2 separate regions of the Homo sapiens genome follow, and region 1 is linked to region 2. A link is a loop called in an ENCODE intact Hi-C map of the cell type or tissue named here. Cell type or tissue: MCF 10A. All regions are shown on one strand. Links, peaks and the distances in the headings refer to the core of each region. The heading gives the core; the rest is flanking DNA. Region 1 has its middle 24 kb from the start of FAM50B. Region 2 has its middle 30 kb from the start of PRP4K.

Region 1 (9,051 bases), core at 317-8,316, 170 kb before region 2:
CACGGAACAGCGGGGCTCAGCCTTGGTTGTGTTGAAACGGCCTCTGGAGTGTCATAAGATGCTGATGTCTTGCCCCCATTCCCAGGAATTCTGACTTAATTGGTCTGGGTGTGACCAGGGGTGGGATTTCTAAATGTTCCCTTGCTGATTCCCACGTGCAGCCGGGGCTGAGGGCCCCTGCTGTGAACGATGAGTCCTGGCTCTTTGGAAAGGACCCCAGCCATGCAGCCAGCTCTCACCACATCTGCAAAGACTGTGCCAGACCCCTAGTAAGTGAGCTGTGTTAACCCCTTCAGTGCACGTGGAGCCAGCCAGAAGACTGCCGGAGAGCAGTGACTGGTAACGGCCAACGCCTGTGCTCCCAGCAAAGCAGGGCACAGGGAGGAGGCACGAAGGGCTGATCACAGCTATGTGGTCGGTCACAGGGCTGAGCCTCCCTCAGCCTCGACTTCCTCACCTGTGAATAGAGTCTTCAGGCTACCTTTGTGGGGTTGTCCGCCAAGTACCTGGCTCAGGTTAGAGACCCCATAAATGGGAGCTATTATCCATAAATAGGGCATCCGTAGACCTGAGCAGCCAGTTGCGGAGAAGTTGAGAGCAGCTGATGTCTGGGATTCACGGTCGCCAGTGTGAAAACCCTGCATGGGAAGCGATCCCTTCTGGTAAATGCGAGACCCTGCCGTTTTCCATGAGGGTTTAGAGGGTTTAGTGTTATTATTACCTACCGCTGCCCTGCCGTGAAGCCGGGGCCAGAATGGCTTCGTTTTAAAGACTCAAACGGTGAAAACCTAAGTATTTTAGAATTTAATGTCTTCTTCAGAAGGTACTCTTTCTGTGTTTTGAGGTGAGAGAATGTCATTTAAAAAAAAATAAAAGCAGGCTGGGCACGGTGGCTCACACCTGTAATCCCAGCACTTTGGGAGGCCAAGGCAGGTGGATCATGAGGTCGGGAGTTCGAGACCAGGCTGGCCAATATGGTGAAACCCCATCTCTACTAAAATACAAAATTTAGTTGGGCCTGGTGGTGCATGCCTGTAATCCCAGCTACTGGAGAGTCTGAGACAGGGGAATCACTTGAACCTGGGAGGTAGAGGTTGCAGTGAGCCGAGATCGCGCCACTGCACTCCAGCCTGGGGGGCAGCAAGACTCCGTCTCGGAAAATGAATAAATAAATAAATAAGCAAACAAAAAAATGGAGTGTGCTTTATTATATAATGGAGTATACTGAATAAACTCCATGCCACATCAACCAGAGACTAGTAAGACTGGGGATTTATTTGTTCATATTAAAAAGGCAACTTTGTATGCAATTCTCGGGAGGTTTGACTGCTCTGCTGCTCATGAAATGTGGATTGTCTGTCTCTTGGGAAAGACAATTCCAGCATCCAGGAGGATGGGGAGGGCAGAGGAGGGTGTTGTGGTGTTTGCTGGGTGGTGTGGCCCTATGAGAGTGGCACAGAGAGTGTGGCAGGAAAACAGGTGAAGGTGGACAAAGAGACAGACAATTCCAACGGGACCATCCAGAGTCCAGGGGATGTGGCTTCTGTACCCCAGCACCCCACACAGAGTCTTCTCACAATACCGTCTCTTTCTTTTCTGCTCTCTTCCTTCCTTTCTTCCCCCAGACCTATACTCTTTAAATTACAAAGCACCAAATATTGCATACATCTAAAAGTGAAAAATGAACCTCCTCTTTCTACCCAAGTCCATGAACAGTGGTTCTTATGGTTTAGTATGCAGAAGAACCACCTGGGGAGCTTGTAAATAAGACAGGATTCCTGCCACCCATCCCCAGAGGGTCTGGATTAGGGTCTTCATTGTTAATAGCCCTTAGCCCCCAGCAGTGATTCTGATGTTAGTGACCTTTGAATTCTGCTTTAAGGTATGTTGCCCGGAGCTGGCTGGTGCTGGCTGCTAGGGGTAGGGTGTGTGTCTTGTCTTGTCTTGTCTTGTCTTTTTTTTTTTTTGAGATGGAATTTTGCTCTTGTTGCCCAGGCTAGAGTGCAATGGCGTGATCTCAGCTCACCGCAACCTCTGCCGCCCAGGTTCAAGCGATTCTCCTGCCTCAGCCTCCCAAGTAGCTGGGATTAGAGGCACCCGCTATCACGCCTGGCTAATTTTTGTATTTTTAGTAGAGAAGGGGTTTCAGCATGTTGGCCAGGCTGGTCTCGAACTCCCGACCTCAGGTGATCCTCCCGCCTCGGCCTCCCACAGTGCTGGGATTACAGGCATGGGAGCCACCGCGCCGAGCTGGGTGTGTGTCCTTTCATATTTAGCCATGCTGACCTGAAGCACATGTGACCTGGTGCTATGTGACCTGGAGCGCTCACACACGGGACTACATTACATGTGATACATAGTTCTCCCTGTCTGGCCATGGACCGTAAGCCAGAGCCCATCTGTTATAAAACCTGCATTTGACTAGACAAATTAAGAGTAGGATTACAGAATCCTTATACACTGCTTTCTGCAATACCAGCCCGGGTGCTCTTGCTATCCGACAAAACCTGCCCACACAGAGTCAAACAAAGCCACTCCTCATTGCCAGTGATATGCTAGAGTTCTGGCTGGTCTTTATCTGCAGCTGGCAATAGATTAGGCTTCCTGCTACCCTACAAATAGCCTTTAACCTATTCCCCTGTGGTAATTAATATTTTGTGGTGAGCCAGTAACTGCACAGGCATGTTCCATGCCTGACCGGTCTGAATACCAGGATTCATTCCCTAATAGAGCCAACTGCATGGCCCCAGGGACTGAGTTGCATTGTGGAAAGAGTAAAGGTTGTGACGCCAAGTAGGCCTGAGTCCAACTGGGTGCCCCTTACACCAGCTGAATGTATGTGGTCAAGTCAATTAACTGCACACAGAGCCTCAATTTTTCACCTGTTAAATGGATACAGCAATGCTTTGCTCACAGTAATGGTCACGAGGGTTAAATGAAATGACACAGAAAGAACTTTACCCACAGTAAGCTTTCAGCAAATTCATTCATTTGGCAAGTATTTATTGAGTGCCTGTCTATTGCAACCTGATGGTTTGCTAGCCAGACTCTACTTCCCTTGGCCGTAGCAGTGCTGGACTGGGCCCTGGAGTGTGGTGTTAGCAGTGAGCAAACAAAAGAGACAGATATCCCTATTGATGGAGCTCACGGTCTGATGGGAGCCATCATTACTATCATTATTGTTCTGTGGTGATCTGTTGCTCTAAGATTGTAAATTGACTCAATCTTTGTGAAGGAAGGAAGTGAGGCAGCTAAGCGGGATTAGGAGGCGGGACACTCAGGAGACTTGTCTTGCACCAGGAATATGGATGTGCTCGAACCTTACTGGAATCCATCACAACCGGGATGTTGATGAATTCAGGTTTCCACATACAACTCATTAGATAAATGGCTAAATATAAGCCTGTCCTATACCAACCATAGTAGTCAAGCCTTGAAGAGGAAGCAAGACAGATCCCCTTGCCTGTGCTCACCTTTCTTAGTTGGGGAAATATTGAAGGGGGCGGCCCCTGGGTTCCCGACACCAAACTTGAAACCAGCCTGCTGAAGCTGACCCCATGGTCAACGAGATTCCGAAACCAAGTAATGCGCTGTAGAGGGATGTTTCCTGGGACTGCGCGGTTTTGTTTTATTGCATAAATTTCAAAGTATTTAACATGTAACCAAGAAATTGTTGTGTTCAGAAAATTGCAAAAGAAAACTCAAGAGAATAAGGCCTCCAGAAAAAAACAACAACAACAGCAACATGTTTTTAGGGTAATGAAGGCCAGGAAGAACAATTAATAATTATTAAATCAATGTTGAATTAGATTGTTATTTCAATTCTTGGTGTGAATGACTGAATCATAATCTAGTCACAAGTGATAGAAAAACTGTGAACTGAAAGCCAATTCCAAACTCAGCACGTTGAGATGTTCTGTTGTATTCAACGTGCTGATAAAGCCCTTGATGGAAAGGAAGATATATGGTATCTTGGTATGATATATGGTAAAAGATATATCTTTTACCAAGTTTTACTAAAAGAAAATTTATTTCTTCCCACTAAATAATGTGGACTAATGTAAAAATACGTATATTGGCTTGAAGAGGGGCTACCTTTGTAGCTGCCCTGCAACCCTCATATCTGGGTCGAACCCTGCTGGGTTGAGGTTCTGGACAGTCTGCGTGGGATAAGGTCTCAACAGATGGGGTTGAGACTCCCACTCACTTGGTAATTCTGAAAATGTAATCTAGTGTGTGTGCACTTGTTTATTATTTAAAATCACATTTAATGGCCAGGCACAGTGGCTCAGCCTGTAATCCTAGCACTTTAGGAGGCTGAGGCGGGTGGATCACCTGAGGTTAGGAGTTTGAGGCCAGCCTGGCCAACATGGTAAAACCCCATCTCTACTAAAAATACAAAAATTAGCCAGGCATGGTAGTGCATGCCTGTAATCCTGTCTACTTGGGAGGCAGAGGCAGGAGAATCGCTTGAACCTGGGAGGTGGAGGTTTCAGTGAGTCCAGATGGTGCCACTTCACTCCAGCCTGGGCAACAAGAGCGAAACTCTGTCTCAAAAAAAAAAAAAACATTTATTCAGCACCGATTCTATGGTACAAATTAGATGCAAAAATGAGCTGGCCTTGCCCTGCACTCACAGGGCCTACAGACAAGGAGACAGGGAACTAGAAGTCAGTGTGGTTCTGCAGGACCCTCTGAAATCTAACCTAGCTGCATGACCCAGCAAAGTCTGCAGGAAAACTAAGAACAGAGGCAGCCCTGCTGATGCATTATTTAGCCAGATTGCCCTCCCCACAGCCGCCAGCCAAGCATGTGTTCTGCCAAGGAGAGACAATTAGGTGGCCGCACTGTGGTAGGGCAGAGAGCTCTTGCAGCTCTGCATGAAATGGGCACTGAGGTGAGTGAGTACTTCCCTCTCCTGTTTTAGACCAAGGATCAGTCAACTTTTTCTGTAAAGGATCAGACAGTAACTATTTTGATGTATGTGTGCTGTGAGGTGAGTGCTGCAACGCCCCCCACCGCTCTGTCGTGGTAGTATGAGAGCAGCCGCAGGCACAGGTCACGGAGGGGCGCGGCTGTGTTCAGTAGGGCAGCATTCATAGAAAGAAGCCAGCAGCGACCGACGGGCCCTCGGGCTGCAGGTTGCGGACCCCTACTTGAGAGCCAGGCCAGTCCAAATTCCCAGTTGCCCTTTATTCACGGGGAACTATGTAAACATCAAGAGACTATTTTCCAAAACTCGTTTTTAAAAAATCTCAAGCACATAAAAACACATTGTGCTTCTCGGTGTTTGTTTTTCAGAAGTGTTTTTCCACTGGCATTTTAACTGAAGGGATTTGTTTCTTCTTTCATTTCTCCTGTGCTTCTTGGCGACAGAGTCTACATACCGACATTTCACCCTTTCCTCACCCTCGAGAGTAAGACTTCCAAGATTAAGTTTATTGTACTCGGGAGTTGGCCAAGCAACCACATAACTCCTGTCTGCTCCGAATCCTCAAGGCAGTGCCAGCTGCATTTTTCCAGGCCCGGACAGCATGCCAGAGGGGCAACGTCACAGCCCAGGCAGCCAGGCCTCCGTTTCCTGTCTCTTTCCTCCTGAAAGACACATGAATCATATCAGCTTTATCATTTGACTCGGAGCTCATTTCCCTGTTCCACAAACGCCTGGAGTTAGAGGCAGTGAGAGCCAAGTACAATGAAAACATGAAGTCCTGAGTTGCTTTCTCCCCTTAAGAATGGAACACATGTTCTCCCATCTCAAAAGAAAGCACCTCAGCTGGCTTAATTTGGAGTCTTTTGGCCTGAGCACTTGGCTCCTGGGTCAGACACTGGTGATCTCATCTGAAAAGCTGGGCCCTGCCTGTGCCCAAGGCGGGCAAGGTCCCAGCCATGGTGGCAGCAGGGCCCTTGTGTGCGTCCACCCCTGGCACACGTGGACTGTGTGCTTAGGGGCAGGTTTCTCCTGCAAGTAACCCTAGCTGAGTGTGAATGTAGACAGCAATCTGTGATCACATCACAACCTTTCCCTGAGCGTCTTACCATCCTTGCTCTGGAGTGAAAGGGCTAATAGGAAAGGAAAAGTCTAACAAAGAATTTGGACACATGAATTTGAAACTAAAATATCAATGACTTGTAAATACGAGGAAGGGATCGGGTGGGTCAGAGACAGGAGCTATCCAGATACTGCTCTTACCTGCTCACAAACACATATTGCTAAATTTATTGAGCACTTACTATGTGATAGACCCAGCTTTAAAAAGGACTTTACTTGCACTAACTCATTTCATCTTCACAACAATGCTGCCAGGTAGATAGAGTTGTTGCAGTTTTACAGATGAGGACATTCAGGTCCCAGGAGGTATCTTGCCTGAGGTCGGACAGCTAGCTAAGGTCAGAACCCAGATTGATGGCAAGGATTCTGAACGACTGTGAGTGTTTGTGTGCTGTGTGATCTAAGAGAATAACACGATAATAAGCAGATTCATTATTAAAAAGCATGTATGTGTTTCAGAAACTCCCTGTGTATTTTAGTATAATCATGTTCGGCATGATAAGATTAGACATTTATGTTTATTAGAGCCACACTAATGAAAATATACAACTGGCCAGGCATGGTGGCTCACGCCTGTAATCCCAGCACTTAGGGAGTCCAAGGCGGGTGGATCATGAGGTCAGGATTTCAAGACCAGCCTGGCCAAGATGGTAACACCCCGTCTCTACTAAAACTACAAAAATTGAACGGGCACGGTGGCTCACACCTGTAATCCCAACACCTTGGGAAGCTGAGGCGGGTGGATTACCTGAGGTCAAGAGTTCGAGACCAGCCTGGCCAACATGGTAAAACCCCATCTCTACTAAAAATGCAAAAATTAGCTGGGCATGGTGGCGCACGCCTGTAATCCCAGCTACTGAGAGGAGCTGAGGCAGGAGAATTGCTTGCGCCCGTGAGGTGGAGGTTGCAGTGAACCGAGATCGCACCACTGCACTCCAATCTGGCCAACAGAGCAAGACTCTGTCTCAAAAAAAAACATCAGCCGGGCATGGTAGCAGGTGCCTGTAATCCCAGGTAATCGGGAGGCTGAGGCAGGAGAATTGCTTGAGCCCAGGCAGCAGAGGTTGCAGTGAGCTGAGATCAGCCACTGCACTCCAGCCTGGGCAACAGAGTGAGACTCCATCTCAAAAAAAGAGAAAAAAGAAAATATACAACTCAATATATACACTATCTAACTGTGCATTCATGCAAATATTACTATTTAACACTCCTGGTTCATCTGTGTCCCAGGTTGGGGTCTGCATCCCTGGCTGGTCCCAGAACAGACCTCTGCAACTATAGATGTTATCACTTCATACGCTGGTCTTCTTGGGCTGCGATGTTGCTTTGACCAAGTAATGCTAAGTGTTTTCTAAAAACGTTGGTTAGGCCAGCCTTACCCACATTTAACTGGCTTTTCTGCATCTTCTTTAAATAATATTTTGAAAAAGTTTGTGAAAATTGAATTCTGATTCTCCCAGCATTTGTCTAACTAAAGGGAGGAGGTGTTTATTGGCCTGGAGGGTTGCAGAGGTCAGACAGTAGCTTACCTTAAAGTACTATGGGTCCCCCCTCAATTGGCCAATTAGCTTAGTGAACTCTGAGTTTCATCTTCCCATTCCATCTGCTTCCCTGATAGCTGTTCCATATCCTCTCAGGGAAGTAATCTGTGTTTAATTTTGACTTTAAATGAGAAACTGAAATTCACAAGTGTATGTTTTATACCTATTTTGTATTATGGCAAAATACCCATAATGAAATTTATCATCTTAACTGTTTTTAAGTGTACACTTCAGTGGTATTAAGTTCATTTACATTGTTGTGCAACCATCACCCCCATCCGTCTCCAGAACTTTCTCATCTTCCCAAACTGAAACTCTGTCCCAATTAAATAATAACTCCCATCCCCCACTCCTCTAACCCTTGGTAACTACCCTTTTACTCTCTGTCTCTGTCAATTTGGTTACTCTAGGCACCTCATGTAAGTAGAATCATACAAAATTTGTCCTTTTGTGACTCGCTTATTTCACTGAGCATAATGTCCTCAAGGTTCATCCATGTTGTCGCACGTGTCAGAGTGTCCTTTCTTTTTAAGACTGAATAATATTCCATTGTGCAGCTGAACCTCATTTTGCTTATCTATTCATCTGTGGATGGACGCTTGCATTGCTTCCACCTTTTGGCTGTTGTGAATATGCTGCCGTGAACATGGGTGGGTAAATACCTGGTTGAGTCCTTGCGTTCAGTTATTTTGGATATATACCCAGAAGTGGAATTGCTGAAACTGTATGGTAATTCTATTTCTAATTTTTTGAGGAACCACCATACTATGGTGTTTATTTTTTTAAGGGCTACATAGAATGGACAAAACTACGGTTGAGTCTAAAAGAAAGATAAAAATAAACCCAGGTTTCATGACAAATTTGAAGTAATTCACCAATGGGACTGCAGTTTTGCCTTTTCTTTCTCATTTATCCACTTATTTGAGAAGTTTTTGTGCAAGCTTCCTTTAAGGATCCGAAGTAGGGTCTACTATTATTAGCAGATAATGGGTATTATATTAAAGATTAAATAGTAAAGGAAGAAAGCTGTATGAGATGTGCTGTTTGGAGAAGATTCTGAACAGATAAGTTTATTGCTTGACTCTCCATCTCCCTGGCATATTCACCAAAACTGCACTATAGTCTTTCATATCTGCAGCCATTTATTCACTTGACAAATATGAAGCTTCCGCCATGGGCTCAGCGACCGTGCAGCATAACACTTAGTCTTCACTGTCTTGTTCTGTAGACATCTGGGTTCGTGTCTTATTGCTCCAACCCACACAGTGCATGCTTGAACCACCCCAGGAATCAGACAGTGAGAAAGATGAGTGTGAGGGCTTCTGTGGGCTGGTGAGGCCGGAAGACCTGCAGAGCTCAGAGCTTATCTAAGGGGCAACCACTCATCCCTTCTGGCTACTTATTGCCCTGTGGGAATGCAGGTCCAGTTTTCCAGATCTTCCTAATTTCCAGGAAAAA
Region 2 (9,051 bases), core at 515-8,514:
TTGCTCTCTAACCCCGCATGTACGTCCACTTTACTGCCCTAAGGAATGCCCTCCTGCATCCTGGCTTTCCTCCAGCTGCCATGCATTCTCCTGCCTTTCATCCAGATTCGTTCAAGAAGCAGGCTGCATTTCATGAATGCCTTCTTTAGGTTGCCTTCTCTGCAGCCAACATGCTGCAAAATGACCCCTATCACCAAGGCAGTGAGAGTGCTCTCAAGAAGGCCACCACACTCCTCACTGCCATACCGAAAAGTATTTCTCCAAGACTTTTCTTTCTTGACTCTTCACTAAGACTTTCCCTCTTTGGCTTCTGTGGCAACATTCTCCCCTGCTTAGGCCTTCTGTGATAAAGTGCTGATGCTGAAGATGGAACAGCCTCCCAGAGCAGGAAAGGGGATCTTTTCAGGTAGCTGCAATGGTTTGAAAACAGTGTTGTCAAGTTACTTTTTCTCTTGCTGACTTCTCAGTAGTTACTCCTTTCCCGAGAGCCTCTATCAGTTTGCCTTTCTACCTAGTTCAGACTCTCTTAAAGTGGTTGGACTAATGTCACTGGTGGTTTGGGACTGGTGTCAGGTGGTTTCCATTGTTCCTGTTTGTTGTAATCAAAATGATCCTCTTGAGCCCTTTTCTCCCTCATGTTCCTTGTATATGTGAAACAGCACTGCTGTCCCTACTGTTACTCAAGCCAGACATGCAGACATCAGTCCAAATTCCCTCACGTTTGTCACCCAGTCCTTCTGTCTTTTAAATTGTTCACCGTAGCATCCAGTAGACTATTAAAATAGCGGAGTGGAAGTTGGGTTAAGAGGGAGATGTAGAGAGATAGTTTTCTCCTCAAGGAAAACCAGGGGAAATGGCCACAAAGATCCTTGAGGGAAAAAGGCCTGATTTAGAGAAAATCAGGTCTTTTTCTGATTTTTCTGATTACTGTACACAGTCAGTAAAGAAACAGAAGTAAACAAAAAACAAAGTTTTAAAGAAGGGTTAATTAACAGCATCAAATACAGTCCTGTGTGCAAGGAAAGTAAAGGAGAAAAAATGTAACTGCAATTATAAAAAAAAAAATCAATGAATTTATTTTGAGAGATCAGCTGCCGCAGTATGATGGGAACTGGATGTCAGAATATAGAAATCAAAAGGAAAATGATTATGAGGAAATGGTGGAGACTGCCATAAAGAACTCACCCATGGGGGAAAACAACAACAATAACAAGAGAAAGAGACAGCGAGTTAGAGCCCAGCAAGGGTAGCTGGGTGAAGGTATAGCTGTTATAATATTCACCTTGTTAAACTCTTAATATATCTAACAACTTGTCTATAGATTTATTTTTGTTTTCCATTAAAATAGTCATAAATCACCCTCTTTTTCCAATATAGGAGAGTCCAAAGGATATTCAGAAGTAAAGGGGAAATGCTAATATTGTCCAGAAAGGTAGCTGAAAAGTGCACATTTATCTATCTCCTTTCCCCAAAATGCACGGAAATGAACCAAAAGTAAAGAGAAAACCATCTGTGTTGAAACTAGGAAATGAAAATAATCTCATACTGAAGACCCTGAAAATTACCTGCAAACTATAAGGGAATCTGGGCCAAGCAAAAGAACTGCAAGTTGGCAGCATTTATCTATTCTGAGTAGAATGCTAATTTCAAAACTAAGTGAGAAGGCTTAGAAGCACCATGCACACTTGAACAGAAGACTGAAGGCCCTCAAAAAAATGAAAAGCACCTAGCAGAGGAACATGTGTACATCAAGAGTATCAGAACCGAGTAGAAAGTGGGATTGCGAGATTAAGTCATCTTTATCCTTTCTGACCCAGAGTTCCAGTCAGGAACACTCCCCAGGATTATTGGGCCTGCTTCTGGGCCATGGTGGTGGCGAACAAGGCCAGTGTTTAAGAGGATATGCTCTAGTTTTAGGGAGAAAGTATTTGGAGACAGCATGTGAGACTATCCACAGTCTGTTATTACCCATGCAGTTTCGAAGGGTAACGAAATAATAAACTGCCAACACTAATCTCTCCAGCACAAGTTCTAAGGATACTAATGTAGCTCCTAAGTAACTAAAGAGAAAGATAAATCCACATTGTTCCTAGATAGCATTTATTGGATAGAATTTCCTTCCTCTTCCTCTCTTCCTTCTTCCTTTAAGAACTAGGTATTAAACACATGGTATGTACCAGGCATTGTGCTAGACACTGGGAATCCTCACACAAAACAGGGCCTAGTGGGGAAAATACAAGTTAAAGTCATACAAGTGTACTAAGTAAGATAAGAGAGATGTTCAGGGCGCTATACCAACATCTCATAGATAGCCTTATGGTAGTCCAGAAGCTTTCAAATGAATAATGAGGACTAAAGAGCCAACAAGGGACCTATGAATTAAGTACATCAAAAAATGGCAGTGGACATGAGCATGATAAACAAAAGCCAGTGAATGCTAAGCTTTGGAAGAATTATCTCAGGGAAGAGAAGACATAAATTATCAAAGTCTTACAAGTCTTTTGATGTGTAAGCCTTCTCTTGTGTTAAATCTGTAATTTCCCTTGGGGCATACAGGGATTTAACTCTAGCTACTGGTCTATATACAGTGGAAGTGGTTGGGGATGTATAGAGGAATATTTACTTGCTCTTACAATGTAACTTCCTCATATAAAAAAGTGTATTAGGGCCAGGCGCAGTGGCTCACTCCTGCAATCCCAGCACTTTGGGAGGCCAAGGAGGGCGAATCATAAGATCAGGAGTTCAAGACCAGCCTGGCCAACATGGTGAAACCCCATCTCTACTAAAAATACAAAAAATTAGCTGGCGGTAGTGGCAGGCGCCTGTAATCCCAGCTACTCGGGAGGCTGAGGCAGGAGAATTGCTTGAACCAGGGAGGCAGAGGTTGCAGTGAGACGAGATCGTGCCACTGCACTCCAGAGCCCGGCTGACAGAGTGAGACTCCATCTCAAAAAAAAAAAAAAAAAAAAAAAGTGTATCAATTTCTTATAGCTGCCGTAACCAAGTGGCTTAAACAACAGAAATGTATTGTTTCACAGTTCTGAAGGCTGGGAATCAAAGATCAAGGTGTTGGGGCAGGGTGGGCTCTTTCTGGGGGCTGTGAGGCAAGGATCCGTTTCAGGCCTCTGTCCTTGGCTTGTAGAAAGCCATTTTCTTCCTGTGTCCCTGTACATTTACGCATATCTCCATGTACAAGTTTCTCCTTTTTTTTTTTTTTTTTCAGACGGAGTCTCGCTCTGTCACCGGGCTGGAGTGCAGTGGCGCGATTTTGGCTCACTGCAAGCTCTGACTCCCTGGTTCAAGCGATTCTCCTGCCTCAGCATCCCGAGTAGCTGGGACTACAGGCACGCGCCACCACGCCCAGCTAATTTTTGTATTTTTAGTAGAGACAGGGTTTCACCATGTTGGCCAGGATGGTCTTATCTCCTGACCTCATGATCCGCCTGCCTGTGCCTCCCAAAGTGCTGGGATTGCAGACGTGAGCCACCGCGCCTGGACAGTTTCTCCTTTCTATAAGCACAGCAGTCATACCGGATTAGGGCGCCCATCCATAACCGTCACCAAACAGAGGGTTAGTTGCTTGCTGCCTGCGTAGTCCAATTAACAAGAGCGAGGTCTGGCATAAAGAAAGCGGTTTCTTCCGAAGCTAGCTTGGGGAAGAGTCGTGAACGTTAGTCCTGCCTTTACATGTGACGTTTTGCTCCCAGAGCAGAAAGTAGGCACTTATCCAAGGCCGGGGAAGGAGTGAGCAAGGGCGAGGGGTCCCCCTGCTGGCCCAGTGCCTTAACTACTGGGTAGCTGAGTTGGTGCCTTCCTGGGCAGAAGTTATAAAAGTGGCCAAGTGGGCGTGCTTTTGACATGCCCTCCTGGTGGGTGGGAGTTCCAAGGCAACCCCTCCTAGAGGGTGAAGGTTCTGAGGCAGGCATGCTTTGGGGGCATAAGCCGGGGGAAAGGGGAGAGGAGAAAATAATTAAAAAATAAACTGAAAAATGAGAGTACTCAGTTACATAATGAACTCATTTTAACTTGATTCCCTCTTTACAGACCTTATCCCTAAATAAGGCTATATTCTGTAAACCAAAAATAAAATCTTAAGATCCGTCAGCCATCTGAATGGACTCCTCCTCTCTGCCAGAGCATTCCAAAGTTAACCGGAAAAACTGGTTCAGGCCATGATGGAAATGGGGGGGTCAGACATGGCTCGTTATACCATCCCCACTTATGGAATTCAGAAAGAGCCAACCAGCATTTAACATCAACACAGAACTTATGTCTAATAAGAAACATTTAGTCTATTCTCTCTGAGGCATGCTATCTGGAGGCTTCATTTGCATAATTTAAAAGTTGGTCTCCACAACCCCTATCGAAACCCAGACATTCTATTGATAACTCTTTTAACCAATTGCCTATCAGAAAATTTTAAAATCTACCTATGACCTGGAACTGCCCCTCACCCTCCATCTTTGAGTTGTGACACCTTTCCAGACCAAATCAATGTATATCTTACATGTATTTGATTGATGTCTCATGTCTCCCTAAAATGTATAAAACTAGGCTATTCCCCAACCACCCTGGGCACATGTTCTCAGGATCTCGTGAGGGCTGTGTCATGGGCATTGGTCACTCATATTTGGCTCAGAATAAATCTCTTCAAATATTTTACAGAGTTTGACTCTTTTCATCAACAATTCTGAGGTGCTGGGGGTCAAGACTCCAACATATGAAATTCGTGAAGCAGGGGACACAATTCAACCCATAACAAGGAGTTACATGTTTTTAAAAGAGAGGTAAAGCACAAGAAAACATATTTGGTCTTTGTGCCAGTTCCAGGTACATGGCTTCTAAAACCCTTGGAATCTCCCGTGTGATAAGATTATCTTCTGTATGATAATGAGCTGACTGGTGCCTGGGGTTGCCTGGATGGCCTCAGGATGAGGGTGGATTGATAAAAGACCTAGGCATCTTTAGAGGCTGGAACTTCTAGCCCCACTCCCAATCTCTTGGGACGGAAAGTTGAGTTAATCACCAATGGCCAATAACTTAATCGATCCAAGTCCACACAACAAATCCTCCATAAAAACTCCTAAAGAACAGGGTTTGGAGAGCTTCCGGGTTGAAAACTTGGAGGTACTGAGGGCTGGTGCACCCACAGAGGGCGTAAAAGCTCTCTGCCCCTCTCCCTATATCTTCTCTTCTGCATTTTTTCCATTTGGCAGTTCCTCAGCAGTATCTTTTTTTTTTTTTTTTTTTTTTTTTTTTTGAGACAGGGTCCTACTCTGTTGCCCAGGCTGGAGTGCAGTGATAACATCATAGCTCACTGGAGACGCAAACTCCTGGGCTCAAGTAATCCTCCTGTTAGCAGTGGCAAATCCACGAGTCTGCAGCAACCTCAATTCTTGCCTCCTTAGGAGAAAGAATTCGTTCGACTGAAGGGCATAAGGCAGAGAGAGAGATGGAGGTAAGTTTTAGAGCAGGCGTGAAAGTTTATTAAAAAGTTTTAAAGCAGGAATCAAAGAATGTAAGGTACACTTGGAAGATAGCCAAGCAGGAGTCTTGAGGAGTTCAAGTGCCCAGTTTGACCTCTGACTTGGGGTTTCATATGCTGGTATTCTGCATGTGCGGTGGCCTGCCAGCACTTAGGAGGGGGCCAATGCACAGTGTGTTTACTGAAGTTGAACAAATGCACATTGAGGCGTTCTTTCCTACAAGTTGAATGTTCCTAGAGGAAGGTCATATACCCGTTAAACTCTGCCATTTTGCCTTTGAGTGCACATGCTTGAGCCCACTCACCCAACTCCTGAGATCATATTGGGAAGCTGCTAGTCACCAGTTTCAGGTGTTTTCTATCTGTTGGGAGACTGCCTTTCCCTAGCACTGGCTGCAACCAATTATTATTTTAAAGAGACAGTTAACAACCACCTGACCATCACCTGATGGTTGCCTAACATTCCTGGTGGTGGAAGGACCCTCTTCTGCCCTGCTCACGTCTAACTACCTGCTCTAATACTCCCACCTCAACCTCCCAAGTTACTGAGACTATAGGTGTGAGCCACCGTGCCAGGCCTGAGCTGTTATCTTTTATAATAAAATGAGAATAATCAGTGCTTCAGGGCTTTGCTGAGTTCTGTGAGGCATTCTAGCAAATTATAGAAACTGAGGGGAAGGGGCCATGGGAACCCCCAAATTTGTAGTCACCTGGGCAGAAATGTGGATCACCTGGGCACCCCATTTACAGCTGACATCTGAAGTAGGGAAGTATTGTGGGACTGAGCCTTTAACTTGTAGGGGTGGATGCTAACGCAGGCAGACAGTATCAGAATTTAATTGAATTATTGGACATCCGGTTGATGTCTAGAGAACTGGAGAAATGGCTGGTGTTAGAACGGACATCACACATTTGGTGTCAGGAGGAAAACACCCTCGGGAGGATTAAGAGGAAGGAAAGGCTTTGACAAGCAGAGGAGGCTCAAGGCATTGAGTTCAGAGTACTCCATGGAGTCAAGGAGGTCTCCGAATCCTCTGGAGTGTCCCCATCCTAATTCACAAAGTCTTGGTTTTTCCTGATTAGGACTTGCACTTACACGACCTGGTGACTAACCAACAGAGTAACTGAATAACCCTACAGATCAATTTTTGAGTTTGGTTTTCAGTTACTTCAGCCTTAGGGTTTTCTGGTATTCTTGGTTTTATTTTTAGAAATAAAAAAAAACAACATAGACTTGAAGGACTTCAATAGCACATAAGAAAAATAAGTTGAATCAAAAGGATGAGAAAGGATTGAAAAAGACTAGAACAATCTTTATCAGAGAATTATTAACCATGTTAAGGGCCAGGCGCGGTGGCTCACGCCTGTGATCCTAGCACTTTGGGAGGCTGAGACAGGCGGGTCACCTGAGGTCAGGAGTTCAAGACCAGACTGGCCAACATGGTGAAACCTCATCTCTACTAAAAATACAAAAATTAGCCAGGTGTAGTGGCAGGCGCCTGTAATCCCAGCTACTTGGGAGGCTGAGGCAGGAGAACCACTTGAGCCCAGGAGGCAGAGGTTGCAGTGAGCCAAGACTGTACCACTGCACTCCAGCCTGGGCAATAAGAGCAAAATTCCATGTCAAAAAAAAAAAAAAAGAGAGAGAGACAGAATTATTAACCATTTTAACAGAAAATCAGAATCTGTAGACATGATATTAGAAATAGTAAGAGGGTTTAACAAGGTGGACAGGTATAAGGTCGTTATACAAAAGTCAACTGCACTTCTTTATACCAGAAGGGAGTCCAGATATAGACTCAAATATACAGGGCATATAAGTGTATGATAAAGGTGTCATCTCAAATTATGGGAAAAAGATTATTCAGTAAAGGTGTTGGGACCTTTGGGGAAAAAAATATACATCTGAATCATACATAAATTGCTGTCAGATATACCAAAGACTTAAAAAGAAATGAAATATAAAAGTATTATAAGAAAGAAAATTGTATCACATGGGGCTAGGGAAGGGCTTTATAATCATGGCGGAAAACCTAGACACCATATGGAATGATTAACAATTTAAAACTTCATTATAACATAACAAACAAAATCAAAGCAAAAACCCTCCACAAAGTTAAGAGATAAAAGACAATCCAAGAGGTGGGGGATTATCATAGTTTGTGATGTGCCTTTTATTGTGATTGAGCTCTGTTTGAATGCCACTTCTAAAACTGTGGAGCGGGCACAGTGGCTCGTGGCTGTAATCCCAGCACTTTGGGAGGCTGAGGCGGGCAGATCACTTGAGCTCAGGAATTCAAGACCAGGCCTGGGCAACATGGTGAAACCCTGCCTCTACAAAAAATTAGCTGGGTATGGTGGCAGGCACCTACAGTCCCATCCACTCAGGAGGCTGAGGCACTAGAATTGCTTGAACCTAGGAGGCGGAGTTTGCACTGAGCTGGGATCGTGCCACTGCACTCCAGCCTGGGTGATAGAGACATACCCTGTCTCAAAATAAAAATAAAAATAAACTAACTGTAAATTTGGGCAAATTCCTTAACCTCTCTGAACCCATTTTCCTTGTGTGAACATGAAAATAACACATTCCCCAAAATTAATGTGAGGATTAAATGGAATAATGTATGTAAAGTATTTAGCACAGAGCCTAGCATGCAGTAAGCATTCAATAAATGTAGGGGAGAAGACGTGCAATATTTGACAAAAACATTTATTATCAATTTATTTAAAATGCATGCTTTAAAAAGAGTAAAATATGTGAACAGTCAGCTTGAATAAGTAGAAATAATGGTGATTAATAATCACATTAAAAAGTGTGTAACTGGCTAGGCATGGTGGCTCACGCCTGCAATCCCAGCACTTTGGGAGGCTGAGTGGGGGGATCACCTGAGGTCAGGAATTCCAAACCAGCTGGTCCAACACGGTGAAACCCCATCTCTACTGAAAATACAAAACTCAGCCAGGCGTGGTGGCAGGCGCCTGTAATCCCAGCTACTCGGGAGGCTGAGGCACGAGAATCACCTGAACCTGAGAGGTAGAGGTTGCAGTGAGCTGAGATTGTGCCACTGCACTCCAGCCTGGATGACAGAGTAAGACTCTGTCTCAAAAAACAAACAAACAAAAGTGCATAACTTCTCAAATAGAAATTTAAAATAAAAGAACAAGATATATGACTGTATTTCTTAGGCAGTAATTTAAAATAAAAAAAAATTGATAATGCCTGAGCTAGTAAGAATGTAGTGAATCACTCTCTTACATTTTACTAAGAGTATCCATCGGTACACGTTTTAAGGTAATTTGTTGGTACTTATTAAAATGTAAATGTTCACAATTGCTTGCCCTCACAGTTTAATTTCTAAGAATTTTTCCTACTGAAATACTGATTTAAGGAAGCAAAATACATAGTATTTGCAAGGATGGCTAAAGAAAAAAACAAAACTACAAAAAATAAAGCATATCTACAAATGCTATTATGAAGATTCAAAATATATACCAGAACAAGTTGTATGTATGTATAGTATGAGCCTTTTATTGTAAAAAACAATAGTAACTATGACATATATGTT

The links. A loop is a pair of places that touch in the nucleus more often than their neighbours do. Peaks named below come from ENCODE experiments on the same cell type or tissue, not always from the same donor. Only the 100,000 strongest peaks of a DNase experiment are listed, where the experiment ranks them.
Region 1: a loop joins it to region 2, with 5 times the contacts of the local background. A loop is called at or near these places in 5 of 110 quality-filtered maps.

Annotation. Positions count from the first base shown.
Region 1 is chr6:3,820,621-3,829,671 of GRCh38, forward strand. No RefSeq gene overlaps it. Among named protein-coding and RNA genes, the nearest start is that of FAM50B, 24 kb to the right of the region's middle. In MCF 10A, for the core only: a CTCF peak has its summit at 5,015; DNase peaks (open chromatin) are centred at 5,041 and 5,541.
Region 2 is chr6:3,987,254-3,996,304 of GRCh38, forward strand. No RefSeq gene overlaps it. Among named protein-coding and RNA genes, the nearest start is that of PRP4K, 30 kb to the right of the region's middle. RefSeq lists an enhancer at 3,494-3,993. In MCF 10A, for the core only: a CTCF peak has its summit at 3,771 (motif pointing left); a DNase peak (open chromatin) is centred at 3,748.